Regions from separate parts of the Homo sapiens genome. Here region 1 is linked to region 2. Evidence: chromatin contacts called from ENCODE Hi-C or POLR2A ChIA-PET data. All regions are on one chromosome and are shown on one strand. Each heading gives the region's core, a stretch centred on a gene start or an enhancer-like site at or near the end of the contact. The rest is flanking DNA. Distances are from core to core; before and after follow the strand shown.

The links. A loop is a pair of places that touch in the nucleus more often than their neighbours do. ChIA-PET counts read pairs that join two places held with the same protein, here RNA polymerase II (POLR2A). Pooled maps may share reads with other maps.
Region 1: a loop to region 2 is called in a pooled map, with 1.9 times the contacts of the local background. The contact joins two enhancer-like sites. A Hi-C loop is called at or near these places in 2 of 50 pooled maps. POLR2A ChIA-PET finds 5 or more read pairs at or near these places in 4 of 52 experiments (Caco-2, H1, activated CD4-positive, alpha-beta T cell and 1 more).

The regions. Positions count from the first base shown.
Region 1 is chr10:14,170,535-14,178,024 of GRCh38, reverse strand. All of the region lies in intron 2 of FRMD4A (FERM domain containing 4A), which reads left to right. Among named protein-coding and RNA genes, the nearest start is that of FRMD4A-AS3, 100 kb to the right of the region's middle. RefSeq lists a silencer at 557-718 and an enhancer at 2,078-2,577. Within about 2 kb of position 3,849, at least 3 of the 41 ENCODE cell types and tissues checked have a DNase peak (open chromatin) inside an H3K27ac peak, as active enhancers do.
Region 2 is chr10:13,632,151-13,639,431 of GRCh38, reverse strand. It overlaps a transcript of PRPF18 not described here. Among named protein-coding and RNA genes, the nearest start is that of PRPF18, 49 kb to the right of the region's middle. Within about 2 kb of position 5,556, at least 10 of the 41 ENCODE cell types and tissues checked have a DNase peak (open chromatin) inside an H3K27ac peak, as active enhancers do.

The DNA.
Region 1 (7,490 bases), core at 2,600-5,099, 540 kb before region 2:
ATCACTTAGCCCAGTGCCTGCCACCAGGTAAGCATTCAACAGCTATTGCCATTCTCATCTTTACCATCAACAGCAGCATCATCTCAGGAGCTAATTGATAGGTTCCAAGTCCTATTGATTCCAGAGGTTTCGTCAAGGACCTCTCAGACCATTATAAAAATATGGTGAACAACCCCAGGCTCCAGGGGCTAAATGGCTGGTGTGTAAACAACCAGAAAAGTTCTACCCTCCCTAAGTGGTGCACTTATACAGAATATTCCAAATTCCTTCCGAAAGTCCTTTCCTTTGACTCAGGAAAGCTATTCTGGTTCCAAAATCTATGGTTGGAGTTTTTCAGAAAACAACCGGCCTTAAACATGCAATCAGTCGAATTTTGTTTAACCTTGGCATAGTCCCCCCTCTGTTCTATCTACTTTAAACAAACCTTTAGGGAGATTGAGAGCCAGAGAGAGTACAGAGGGCCAGGAGGCAGCGGGGCAGGTAATCAATTGTACCAGAGATATATTTTTTTTAATATCAAGGATAAAACTCTTGAGAAGGGGACATGATTGGGGCCAGGCACAGTGGCTGACACCTATAATCCCAGCACTTTGGGAGGCCAAGGTTGGTGGATAATTTGTGGCCAGGTGTTCAAGACCAGCCCCGCCAACATAGCGAAACCCCATCTCTACTGAAAATACAAAAAAAATTAGCTGGGCATGGTGGAGGCTGAGGCACGGGAATCACTTGAATCCAGGAGGTAGAGATTGCAGTGAGCCAAGATCATGCCACTGCACTCCAGCCCGGGCAACAGAGCGATACTTTGTCTCAAAAAAAACAAAAACAAAAACAAACAAAAAGAAGGGTACATGATTGGAAATTCTGATGAGAGGGGTTTCTGAGTTTAGAAAGGGCACAAACAGTGCAAACCTGTTCATGAACCTTTACATGTCATGAACAGGGCAGAATGCTTCAGGAAAGAATTGTCGAAAGTAAAAAAGCAAATAATGGATGCAGCTTATTCTAGTTATTGAAGAATCCAAAGGGATGGAAGCTAAATGTAGCACATGGCATGGGCGATGTCTCAACAGTGAGTGGGATAACAAGTCGTTTTAATGGTTCAGGGCCAATAACCGGGGAGGATGAGGAACGGCATCTCTGTTTTGAGTAAACAAGAGTGATTTCCTTCCCTGACACTGAAAAATGAAACCTTTGGGGAGATAGAGGAAGGGTCTGGGGAAGAGGACAGAGAATAGAATTAAAGATGGAAGTAAGTCTGGGTGCAGTGGCTCATGCCTGTAATCCCATCACTTTGGGAGGCCGAGGGGGTGGATCGTGAGGTCAGGAGATTGAGACCATCCTGGCCAACATGGTGAAACGCCATCTCTACTAAAAATACAAAAATTAGCTGGGAGTGGTGGTGCGTGCCTATAATCCCAGCTACTCGGGAGGCTGAGGCAGAAGAATCACATGAACCTGGGAGGCGGAGATAGCAGTGAGCTGAGATTGCGCCATTGCACTCCAGCCTGGCCAACAGAGGGAGACTCCGTCTCAAAAAAAAAAAAAAAAAAAAAAAAAAGATGGAGGTGAAGGAATGAGATTCTCGTGGAGACATTTTGGTTTTTTATTTCCTAGGAGAAAGTTGATCATGGGTGTACAGTTAGGAGAAGTGTCACAAAGAGACTGGCACTAAACTGGAAATGGAAGTCACATCAGAAGGTTTGCAATCCCACAGAGAAACCCAAAAACATGGGGAGAGGTTGGTATGAATAATGCAATGATAGATGGAAGGGCTTGATGAGTTGGTTGAGTTTTGTATCAAACCTGCTATGAAATATAGGGCCTTGGAACAAGGACTTTGTCTACCCTATTCTCCACTGTATCATCAGAACAAGAACAGCTTCCAGCACATACTAGGTGCCTTACAACTATTTGTTGAATGACTACATGAATAGAAGAAAATATTAGGGATCCCTAAACACTACAATACAAAATAAGAAGTATTGTTTAAGTCAATACCCAAGAAATAAGGTCCAGAGTCCCCCAGAAATGGCAATAATCTTTTATATAAGGACAGCGAGTTGCACTCAATATGTTGGGTCTACAGATTTGTCAGGATGCTAAGACTCTGGTCAAAGGATGTACATGTCTGGTTAAGTGAGAATGAGGTTGCAGCCTGCAACTAAGGTGACGCAGAGAAAGAGTTAAGAATAGAAAATTGGACCCTGAGCAGCGGCTCACATCTGTAATCCCAACACTTTGAGAGGCTGAGGCGGAAGGATCTCTTGAGGCCAGGAGTTTGAGACCAGCCTGGGAAACATAGCAAGACCCTGTCTCCATAAAAAAATTAAAAATTAGTTGGGCATGGTGGTGCATGCCTACAGTCACAGATATTCAGGAGGCTGAGGCAGGAGGATCTCTTGAACCCAGTAGTTCAAGGCTGCAGTGAGCCATCATCATTGCACCACTGTACTGCAGCCTGAGCAACAGACAGACACCCTGTAAAAAAAAAAAAAAAAAAAAGGAAGCAAACTGGAGACTACGAAGGAGGTGATCAAGAGGTGATAGAGTTGGTGTAGATACTGAAGTTCTATTGGAATGCTGATGTGTGAACGGGAGGAGAAGAAGGATGTTAATTAGGGGTGAAAAGCATCAATGAAGGAAGAGGCAGGGGCCTGGGACCAGCCTGTGATTCCATCTGGAGGACAGAGTGGCTCGCCCTATCTTGGGGATGTCTTGTGAGTACAAGAATCACAGATGGAAAGAAGGGCAAGGGACAGGGGCATCTTCCTTAAATCACATTGATAGGTTCATGTATGGTGCACATGTGTCACATATATGATGCAAAAGGGGTCCTGGCCCCTTGGTGATGGCATAGATGTGTGTAGCCACATTTAAGGAGTCACCAGTTGAAGTAGAGATGTTGAATTATTCTCACAGAGAAAATTCCTCAAGCATAAAGAAGTTCAGAAAAATCTCATCTTTTCAACTGCATTATGCTCTGACCTAGGTCTTTGCCATTTTTCTTTCATTGTGTATTTTTTTCCAAGTGACCAGCAATGCTGAATGAAACAGTCAATCCTGATTTATTTGGACTCCTGGACAGTGTGCCCGTACGCGCGCGTCCACACACACACACACACACACACACACACACACACACACAGACACACACACACTTTTTTTTTTAATACTCAACTATTCAGGATCAGAGTCCATAAATCTGTTTTTGAAACTTTCTCTAAAAAGAGGCTACAGTTATGTGCCTCTAAACATCTGGCCAAACTGCAGAAGAACCCAGTTAACTATCCAGGTGTGAAATTCACAGTGGGCTGAACATGGGTATTTAGAAGTACTCCACGCAGTGGGATTTCTTTTTCAGCTTTCTGTACACAGACCAGAAAAGCAGCTCAGTAATGGTGTCAACTAGATCCATTCCTGTGGGAGTCCCACTTCTTAAGAGAGGAAGGAATGATGAACGAATGAATGAATGAATGAATGAATGAATGAACGAACAAACGCAACAGTGCTCTCAGCTCTGGAGAGAACAAGCTACAGAGCCCAAAGCGGCTGGATGCTCCGGCTCAGCCCCCCTCGCCTCCTGCCCTGGATGAGCTGCCCTGTGGGTTGTTACAGATCACTGTTCTTGGTTCAAATGCGTTACCTAAGACAGAGATCATTTGTCAAGTGAGCAGGGTACACAGAGAGCTGTAGGCAGATTATGGAAAGAGAGAGGGAGGAGAGAGAGGGAGGAGAGAGAGCGCGGGAGAGGGAGAAAGAGAGAGGGGACCAGGGCGAGGAGAGGAGCAGGCTTCTCCAGGAACGGCGCTTTGCAGGCGCTGGGGATTCAAGTTAGACCGGGTGGCGGTGCAGAGGCGCCACCCGGGAGAGGGGAGCCACCACGGCTCCCGACATGGCTCTTTTCATGTGGGATGCTTAAGCACGGCACACAGAGAGAGTAACTTGCAGGAGACAGAAACTGGCATGAGGATTCTGCCACCATGGAAGGGCTCCTGTCTCCGATGAGGACGAAGGTAAGGGGAGTGGATCTGGATTTCTTTTCCTTCTGCTTGGAGGGACAGAAAAGGCTCTGTGCATGGGAGGAGGCTCACGGAGCTTTTGTCTCATTTCAGAACTAGGCTGGCGATTGCAACTGGATCTCTCAAAGAATAGGCTTGCCTGCACGGCAGCGCGATCTGAGGGGAAGGGGAGAGCAGAGAGGGGAGCGAGCCATCTGTCAGCGTGGACAATGGGAACCTCAGTAAATGAGTTCGCCTCTCGGTTGATTAGACAGCCATATTTTAGCAGGATTTCCAGTCACTCTTGCTTTGGGGCCGTGCAGCCCTCGGAGCTGTTCGTTTGCAGGAAGTACCAATTTCTCAGATCGTATTGCTGTTTAGCAGGAGGAGTAACACGTTTAAGGCAAAGAGTGTGCCCAGCTCCCACTTGAAATAGCCTCTTTCCTCTTCCTCTTCCTCCTCCTCTTCTTCAGAGCAGGAGGACCAGGGAATCCTCTCTGTAGAAAGTAGGTTAATGCATTCTGGAGGCCAGTGTGTTCTCGGAAAAATAGCAGACCTGCAGAAAAGATTTCAGAGCACTGCTCTAGCCTGACATCTTGAACTTGGTCCTGTAACATTTAGAAATGCTCACGGGGAACTGGTTTTGGTCTCCTGAAGACTCTAAGCGCTTGTTCTTCTTGGCTGGAGTTTGCTTTTTCACTTTCAAGAGACGCTTTGAACGTGGGGTTTTCCATTATAAGCTCAGACGATGAAGGTGTTATTTGATATCTGCTATATTTACCTATAACTCTAAATGGATAGATCCAAAGTTTTCAATAATGCTAGAAATATTACTTTTCTTAACCAGAAATTTCAAAACAAATCAAGGGGCAAATAGATCTCTAAACACACAGCAGAGTTAAAGTCAATAGGACAAAGCTTTGATTTACCTCATCTCTTTGATGCCCTGTGTAATGATTTGGACACAAATAGACTCTTGTCATTGAACATTTTTTTTTCCTGCTGGTTAATGAGCCTGACCATGATATTTTCAGAGAATGTTAGAAGTAGGTCTTGTGCAGGAAGACACCCCATCCTTTGCGAGAATTTCCCATCTCTGTTATGTTCACCCATGTCTGAGAGTCATTCATTAGAAGGATAGCCTCAAGTGAGAGTTTGTTACAAAGGCTCTAACTCCAGCCCTTCTGCGGGCTGGCAGATCTTTGAGATCCCCTTGGTGACCCACTTGTTCTCACTGGGCATGTAGCTGGAATCCTGTTGCTTACAGGCAGTACACTTCAATCCAAGGTGCTGTTTCATGATCCCCTACCACAGCAAAGAAAATGGCAAATGACACTGGCATCCTAGCTCACTTGATTGACAGGATGAGGTTTGAATGCTTTGGGGAATGGCATCGTAATCTGTTCATTTGACCAGGTTTTCAAATTGCAAACTATCGCAGTATTGTGCAGTCTCTGGCGCCTAACAGATCTGTGGATCCGAGCTCCTAACCTCACGCGAGTACAACTCTCGTAGACTTCGAAGGGAGTTTCCTATGCAAATAATCAGGACCCAGGCTCTGCGTAAATCACACCATGAGCCGATTAAAATGGCATGCTATAGTCGGGGGAGAAATGGATGTCAGTGAGTCAGGCTGCTCACATATTATATTTATCAGTATCACTCACATCATGGCTTGTTCCTTGATCATCATATTGTCTAATAAACATGGAAACTGTGGGGTTCGGGTCCTACCAAAGTTTAAACATAAAATCTCTACATAGCAAATAGATTCTCATTCAAACCCTTCAGTTTTTAGGTTTCAAGGGATTTGTGTATGTGTATGTGTTTAAATTGCTTCTGTGAATTCTTTTTTAGTCTTTTTATTTCTAATGCTGGAAATGGATATTTCCATATTGAAAATTCAAACTGCATTTGAATTCAGTGACCTACAATATCATCATGACTGAGGGAACAAGACCTGACTGGGCAAGAGGAGAATCCCATTGGCAAGGCTTGGTTTTAAATCCTAAGTTGCCCTGTCCAAATGTTGTTGAAATTACCCAGCGATATTTTTAATTTATCCGAAGAGAAGACATATCCGTGACAAGGTGGTTGCCATACTTAAACTTTGATCACATTATGCCTCCTTAAGTCTGTTCTGAAATATTTTCTCCCTTTGGTGAGGATTTAGCTTGAAGTTTCTGATTTCCTGGTATGATGATAGGTCAGACAAAGGAAGCCTCCTAGAGCTAAATTTTGGCATGTTATGGTTATTCAATAACTTATGGACAGTTTAAAGCAAGCATTGAGGTAAATTGGACATCATGCAATAATTTCATTACACCATGTAATGGACTTAACCAGTCTAAATCATGGGTGCTTAATGCATTTTTATCTTGGGATTTGCATAATTGGCACATAAATATGCATGAGATTAACTGGAAATGGCAAAACAGGGTGAGAAACACAGTTCATGAGCATTGAAATTAAGGCAGTTGCAGAGAGGGCACCTGAACATACTCTGTCTCCTGGGTGGGCGGCCACACTTGACATACCTAGAAACAGACAGGGTGGCAGCTGGCCTCCCCTAATCACAGTTAGTGCATTGTCAGTGATACACAGCCATTGCACAGCTTTGGCTTTTGGCTGGATTCACTTGGGCACACTGCTTATTCTTCCTTTTATATATAATGCAATCTAAAGGAGTCTCTAGGCTGATGGATATATTTCTAACTGGCCTTCTGGCAGGCCCTGACACAGGTCTCAGGATTTCAACCATAGCAAATGATGTTTGCAGAGGCAGGGGTGAAAAAAGCAAGAAAAAAAGAGAGAGAGAGAAGGTGATTGAGTGGTTTCTTCTATGAGAGTAAAGGAAATCATTTTATAATCAATCATGTCCGTGAATTTTTTTAATGTGTCCTTTTAGTTAGATTTTTAATCCTCCAAACTTCATAATTCCATCTAATCTTCTGAGCCCTGCTTCTAGTGAATGAGGCTCGCAAAAAACAAACAAATAAACAAAAAAAAAAACTCCCCTCGTATTCAGCGTCTTGTGATTCATGGTGGCTGCAAAATTTGCAGGGAGCACTTTGGTAAGGCCACATGAAATCAGGCCAAGTCTTTACTTTTCATGACTGTAAGGAGTGTAATCTGAAGAAACTGTGGCATCAAAAGAAGGTGGAGAGGAAGGGAGGGGAAGAAAAGAGGAGAGGAGAGGACGGGGAGAAGAGGCCAGGGAAGAGAGGTAGGGGAGTGGAAGGGAGGGAAGATGGCTTGATTGGAGTTCTTTTCTTAAATATCCAAATAAGATTATAGCTATGTTTTTACCAAATGTTTGTGCGGTAAATAGAGAGTGGATGGAAATTAACCCTAGAAAGGATAGTTGTAACTTTTAAAAAGTTGATTAACTATTTCGTGTGCTAATTTGAGTTTTTCTGAATACTCCAATATGGTTTCCTTTAACACCTGCTCTCAGTTTACAATCACCTAACTTCCCAGCGTTGGTGTCTT
Region 2 (7,281 bases), core at 4,307-6,806:
GATGAAACCAGAGCCATGTATTTTCTGAAGTATCTTTCACATCTATAACAGATACTCAGAAGAGAGACTAATTCTCTCAAAGTCTCTTCTTACTCTGATGGAGATTTGGAGAGAACACAAGAGGAATCAGAGCTAAATGCTTTTGTCCAATAAATTGAGTGATTCAGAATCTTGATGACAGGGCAGAAGAACTCCTTTTGGCATCTGCTCCAGTACCTGGTTGTCCTTGAGGTGCTTTTAACATCAGTTCCATCTGTGGCTTTTCTGTAACTGAAATCACAATGTACCAACATCCACAGAACCACTTCAAGTAAATGCTCTCACATCTATTTTATCTTAGGAGGATGTGGCAAAGTCCGATTTTATTCCAGTCGAAATGAACAAAGACCTCAGCACCATGGCACACTTGCCACAAGTCACTTGATGATTTTGAAGGTCAAGAAGTTTGAGTAATGCATACATTGCTTGGGGACTGAGTTCAGCAGAATATAATGGAAACCCAACTTACCCAATACTGTTCTCATATAACATGAGGCCCACAGGAAGGCAGCTGTGATGGTTAATTTTGTGTCAACTTCACTGGGGAAGACGGTACCCAAATATTTGGTTAAACATCATTCCAAAGGTATCTGTGAGGGTGTTTTTGGATGAGATTAACATTTGAATTGGTAGACCGAGTAAACACATGGCCCTTCTCAGTGCATACGGGCATCATTCAATCCACTGGTGGCCTGAATAGATCAAAAAGATGGGGTAAAGGAGAATTAGCTCTCTCTACGCTCCAGTCCACCTGCAGACTGGAATTACACCATCAGCTCTCCTGGTTCTCAGGCCTTTGGACTTAGACTAGAATTTACACCATTGACTCTCTTGGTTCTCAGGCCTTTGGATTCAGACGGGAGCTACACCACCAACTTTCCTGGGTCTCCAGCTTGCGGGGTACAGATCACTGGACTTAGCCTCCATAACTGTTTCAACCAATTCCTTATAATAAATCTCTCTCCCTCCCCCGCAACAACTTTCTCTTTCTCCCTATCTCCTATCTCTTCTGTTTTTCTGTAGAACCTTAAAAAAGCAGTTCATGTTTTATACAAAATGATTTCATGATGCCATAAAAAAAAAAAAAAAAAAAGAAAAGCCAAGCTTTATCTTCTGCTCTGCCATCTTTAGCACATCTTCATTGTCAAGATTGCAGGATGGCCACCAAGCATCTACGCATCATGATCACAGGCAAAGGACAAAGTATGTATGTCAGCTAAGTCTGTCTCTTTCTCTTAGTAAAGCAACAGGTTTCCAGGCAGTCCCACTCACCCACAGACTTCTATCCGTATCTTCTTCGCAGGACCATGTCATACGACCAACCCTAACTGCAAAAGGTCCTGAGAGGACAAGTTGTTTTAACTGTGCATATTACAGTTCTAAACAAATTAGGGCTCTGTTAGTAGAGAAGGAGAGAGAATGAACATTGCGTAAGTAACTAGTAGTGTCTACACCACACATTTATGGCACATGAACTTGCACATCAAAAGAAGCAAAACAAAAACAGCCATATCTGAAATGAAATAATCCAATACAACAGTTAACAAAAAAGTGCAAACATTCACATAATTTCCTCTTCTCACAAATCTTACACTCTTAAACATGCCACTATGATGACATCATTAAACAAGAGGAAGAATTGTTATTTAAGCTTGACATATGATTTGATTTTTATAAAATCTATTGGGCAAAGATAGTTGGCAAAGGTTATGTCAATATCTGAGTCAGTCATAAGATTATTTCTCCAATGCATAAAAGGTAACCTGGCACAAAGGGTGGCCACCAAGTGGGAGGCTTATTTGCAATACAGATATCTAGCCAGAATACAGAAAGTACTATAAATCAGTCAGAAAAAAGCAGGCAATTCAGTAGGGGAAAAATGGACAAAAGTAAGCATTGAACAGGAGCTTCACAAAAGATAACATCCAAATGGCCATTAAACATATGAAAAAAGGTACTCAACTATATTAGCCATTAGAGAAATGCAAATTAAAGCCACAACGTGATACCATTATGACTACCAGAAGGGCTAAAATGAAAATGACAGAGGATATATCAAGTGTGGCAAGGAGGCAGAGTAACTGGAACTCTCAACTCCTGCTGTGGGAATGTGTTAACTGGTATAAGGTTTTCCTTTGGAAAACTCTTTGACAATAACTCTAATAGCCAAGTTTATACATACCCTATGTCCCAGAAATTTCATACCTTGGTATATATTCTTGTGAATATAAATAGAGAGATGTATATTCACCAAGAAACACATATAAAACATCCATGCAAAAACCAGAAACAACTCACATGTCCATCATCAGTAGAATAAATTGTGAGACACAGCATCAAGACTGAAAAACCACAACTACACACATTGGGGATGAGTAAGTATCAGAACCCCTAAGCTGAGCCAAAGAAGTCAAGCACATACTGTTTGATTCCATTTATAAACAGGCAAATTGTTAAACACAGGCAAACGGGGTTCTTTTTTGGAATGACGAAAGTGTTCTAAGACTGTGGTGATGGTTGTGTAACTGTGAATATGCTGACAACCTTTGTACACTTTAAATGGGTACAACTGATGGTATGTGAATTACACGCCGATATTTTTTAAAAATTATGATGTTAGAAATTAGGACCATGGCTATGACTAGAAGAGGACATGAAGAGATTTCTGGGGAGTTAATAACAATTACCTTTTCTGATTGGGGCGCTAGTTACTTTGTTTACTGTGTGAAATGTTTACTTTGTGAAAAACCTATCATGATGTGATACTCTAGTAATTTTTCTGTATGTATGTTATACTGCCAATAAGAAAATTTACATTAAAAGAAATGTAATTTAGCACTGAGTCTTAGGAAATAATTTTCAAAGGGCCAAGCCACTGTCCTCTCAACAGACACTTGACGCGTAACACTAGACTCCTTGCAACTATTCTTGCCCCAAACCTATCTTATACTTAATTAATTTATTACTTATTTTTGAGACACGGTCTCACTCTGTCACCCAGGCTGGAACGCAGCAGTGTGATCACTGCTCACTACAGCCTCGACCTCCTGGGCTCACACAATCCTTCCACCTCAACCCAAGTAGCTGGGACTACACGTGCGCGCCACCACACCTGGCTAATTTTTGTATTTTTTGTAGAGATGAGGTCTCACCATGTTGCCCAGGCTGGCCTCAAACTCCTGAGCTCAAGTGATCTGCCCGCCTTGGCTTCGCAGAGTGCTGGCATTACAGGCGTGAGCCACCACACCCAGCCAAACCTATCTCGTACTTTAACTGACCTCCCATTTATTTTGTAATACCTTGTTTAATCTTGCTTTATCCAACAATGTGCAACCAGCCCAAGGTGATCAGCTATACATACTGCCAATTTTCTAACAGATGGCTTACAAGTTTCTGTTCTCGGTTCTTCTATGGACGTCTCCTCATTTTAAACTTAAGAATTACATATTACGGCAGAAGTATTTAGCATTTTGAAGTACTGTAGGTTCTATAATCTGCTAAATTTCACACTAACAATGAGAGCCAAGTGTTATCTCCATATTAAAAAAAATCAAAAAAGAATTATAGTCCTTTTGTCCTAGATTCATCTAACAGGTCATTTCCTTCTTTAATTCTACTGATAATTGCTTTAATCGGTGGTTTTCCAAACAACTCCATTAAAAAGTGGGCAAAGGACACGAACAGACACTTCACAAAAGAAGACATACATGCAGCCAACAAACACAAGAAGAAAAGCTCAACATCACTGATCATTAGAGAAATGCAAATCAAAACCTCAATAAGCTACCATCCCACACCAGTCAGAATGGCTATTATCAAAAAATTAAAAAATAACAGATGCTGGTGAGGTTGTAGAGAAAAAAGGAACGCTTTTATACTATTGGTGGGAGTGTAAATTAGTTCAACCATTGTTGAAGACAGTGTGGCAATTTTTCAAAGACCTAGAGACAGTAATACCATTCAATCCAACAATCCCATTCCTGGGTATATAACCAAAGGAATATAAATCATTCTATTATAAAGACACACTCACATGTATGTTCACTGCGACACAATTCACAATAGCAAAGACATGGAATCAACCCAAATGCCCACCAATGATAGCCTGGATAAAGAAAATGTGGTACATATACACTATGGAATACCACACAGCCATACAAAGGAATGAGATCATGTCCTCTGCAGGGACATGGATGGAGCTGGAGGCCATTATCCTTATCAAACTTACACAGAAACAGCAAAGCAAATACCACGTTCTCACTTGTAAGTAGGAGCTGAACAATGAGAACACATGGACACACAGGGGTAACAACACACACTGGGGCCTGTTGGAGGATGGCGGGTGGGAGGAGGGAGAGGATCAGGAAGAATAGCTAGTGGATGCCGGGCTTAATATCCGGGTGATAGGATGATGTGTGCAGCAAACCACCATGACACATGTTCACCTATGCAACAAACCTGCACATCCTGCACATATACCCCTGAAATTAACATAAAAGTTTGAAATTCAAAAAAAAAATCAGTGGTTTTCAAACTGCTGACCACCATACATTAATGAGTTGTCAACCAATTTTGAGGATAACCACCAGCATATTTTTAAAAAGAAACACAACAGATTAGAAAACATAAGAATGTGCCTTGCACATGGTACGGCCAGTGACTTTGTTTCAGGTAGACGTGCCTGTGTACATGTAATACTGGGTCTCCATACACTTGTTTTGAGTTGTGGTCCAAAAGTTTCAAATTCTACAGCTTTTACACTTCTACTTCCCAGGATGGCCAAACTTAGAAAGGCAGGCGCAGACTGCACAGACTGCAACGCTCATGGTTCCTAACATCTCCTAAGTCTGAAAGGAAAAGCAGTTGACCGCAAAGGCAATTTAGTTTTGGCAAGTTGTAAAACTGTGAGTTAAGGAAGGCCAGGACAGCGGATTGCAGGAGTGACTCTTGACTGTCCCGGCCTGAAGCTCAGTGAAAGAGTCTGAGATCACCAAAAGGCAGCTCGAAACTTCTCAGCTGCTCTCATTGGTAAAATTATGTGTTAAGCTTGAACACTGTGAGAAAAAGTTGAGGAAGTTGGTGCTTACAGAGAGGGAAGAAGAGACTCAACAGAAGGAAGTGGCCTAGTGAGAGTGACCAGCAGAGGCAACACAAGGATTCATTTAAGCAAGTTGTATAAAGTTTACAATGGGGGAAAAATAAATAATCAATGCTTTCATGATAAATTGTTCTGATCAACGTAAAAATACATTCTTTTTTTAAATGAGCATGTTTTTCAATATTCTGAATGGGGTCAGCTCACACCATAGCTGCGCGGCTGGCCACACTGCCCTCCCTAGCTATTCCACACCACCAGAAATTATTTTTAAATTTCAAATGATTTTAAAGTTACTGTTAACCATTAAAGGACTAGCGTGTGGTTATAGTTCAGCCAATGGAACTGCAGAGTCTGTGATGAAAACCAGTTGCCATAACAGTGTTCCCATAGCAACCCTCTGGGGACTGGCGCTGGCTCTTGCGCTCTGGACAGCTGGAAGCTCTTGCGTCAATATACCGTGAGAAAGTACTTTTCAGCTCAAGACTCCCAATATGACACCATACCATAGATTGCTATGGGATAAACTTATTCTTTAGGGGCTTCATGGGAGTATACTGGGGGAAGGAGGAGGCACAATCCATTAAGTTGTGTTTACCAGACATGCAGACAAAGGAAAGAGGCAGAGCTCAGCTTAATGCTCCCTTTCATTGAAACTGCCCCACTTCGTTCTACCATCCTTCTGTGTGAAGCATTAACCTCATGGGGTGGGGCAGGGTAGGCGGGGGTACAAAGGTGAGCACATGTGGCTGAAAAGCAGCCAATGATATGAATCCCCAAATTCAAATCTATCAAAGATTTGGAAACACTGGTGTTTTCCAACCTGCTTTCTTTCCGGATACATTATTACTTTCTTTCCAACAAAAAGGTGGTTGCATTTCCAAGTTATTTACTGAGATCAAACCCTAGAGTGCTCTGAAGTGCTGGAGTAGGTCAGGATATCACCAGAAGGCAGAGCTTAGCATTAAAAGTCATACTGCTATCAAGCCTGTTTCCTAGTCCTCTGAGTTCTCACTGAGCGCTCTGGGCCCACAGCAGATCACTAAGTTCCATTCTTAGCGACAGCTGCCTGCCTAGCTCTGGTCTCTCAGGACCGCTCCCTTCCTCCTACGAGATTCGGACTGTCCTTTGTCTCTTTCCACATGTCAATTATCTTTGGCCTTAGCTTTACTTTCCTAATTGTCCCCCAAAGACTGAAATCACAGCCACAACCTCCAGATTGTTGCAGGCTCTATGCTGCAACACTGAAAAATACTGCTCTGTCTTTGCAGTTGGCAATGACACTCCTAGGAAATGCACTATTTACTTCTGAAGGGAACTCAGTGTTTTATGAAATTTGAATTCAGAGACACAACTCTTAATGGATAGGAGTCTGGGGAGGAAGAATGGGAGGAATTTATCTAAGGACTGTGATTGATTTTAAAAGGTATGTCTTCACTGTTTTATAAACAACTACAAACAGAAATACTTACCTGCTGAGCCAAATTTTCACGATTTGGAAATTGGGGAAGGGCATTTTTCTATATATCCTCATGTTATTTGCAGTCATTTGAAGATCTTTAACTTCAGGGAAATGGAAAACTTCTCTGAGGGGATCTACATCTTTGAATGTGCTTCCCTCGAATGGTCACAGCCCTGTGGAACAGGTTCCTTTTTTCTCTAAACCATCTACCACACTGACCAATTTTAGGAGGTACTGGTGTCACATGACAGTTTCTTTATATGGAACATTAACTAACTGCAAAACAGAAGACAACAAGAAATTAATGAACTACTCTACTGTGTGACCTGATGGTGAATACAGAAAAAGTAACTCGGAGAGTACTCATTCAACAATATTTATAAATAGGTCCTATATAAAAAATCTAGATTGCTGTCATATCTTACGAAAGTCTGTCTCTCACTTGCGCTGGTAAGTTACACTAAGCTCTAACTGATTTTTTTTTGCGGGGGGGAGGGGACAGAGTCTCACTCTGTTGCCCAGGCTGGAGTGCAGTGGCACGATCTCGGCTCACTGCAAGCTCTGCCTCCTGGGTTCACGCCATTCTCCTGCCTCAGCCTCCCGAGTAGCTGGGACTACAGGCACCCGCCACCATGCCCGGCTAATTTTTTGTATTTTTAGTAGAGACAGGGTTTCACAGTGTTAG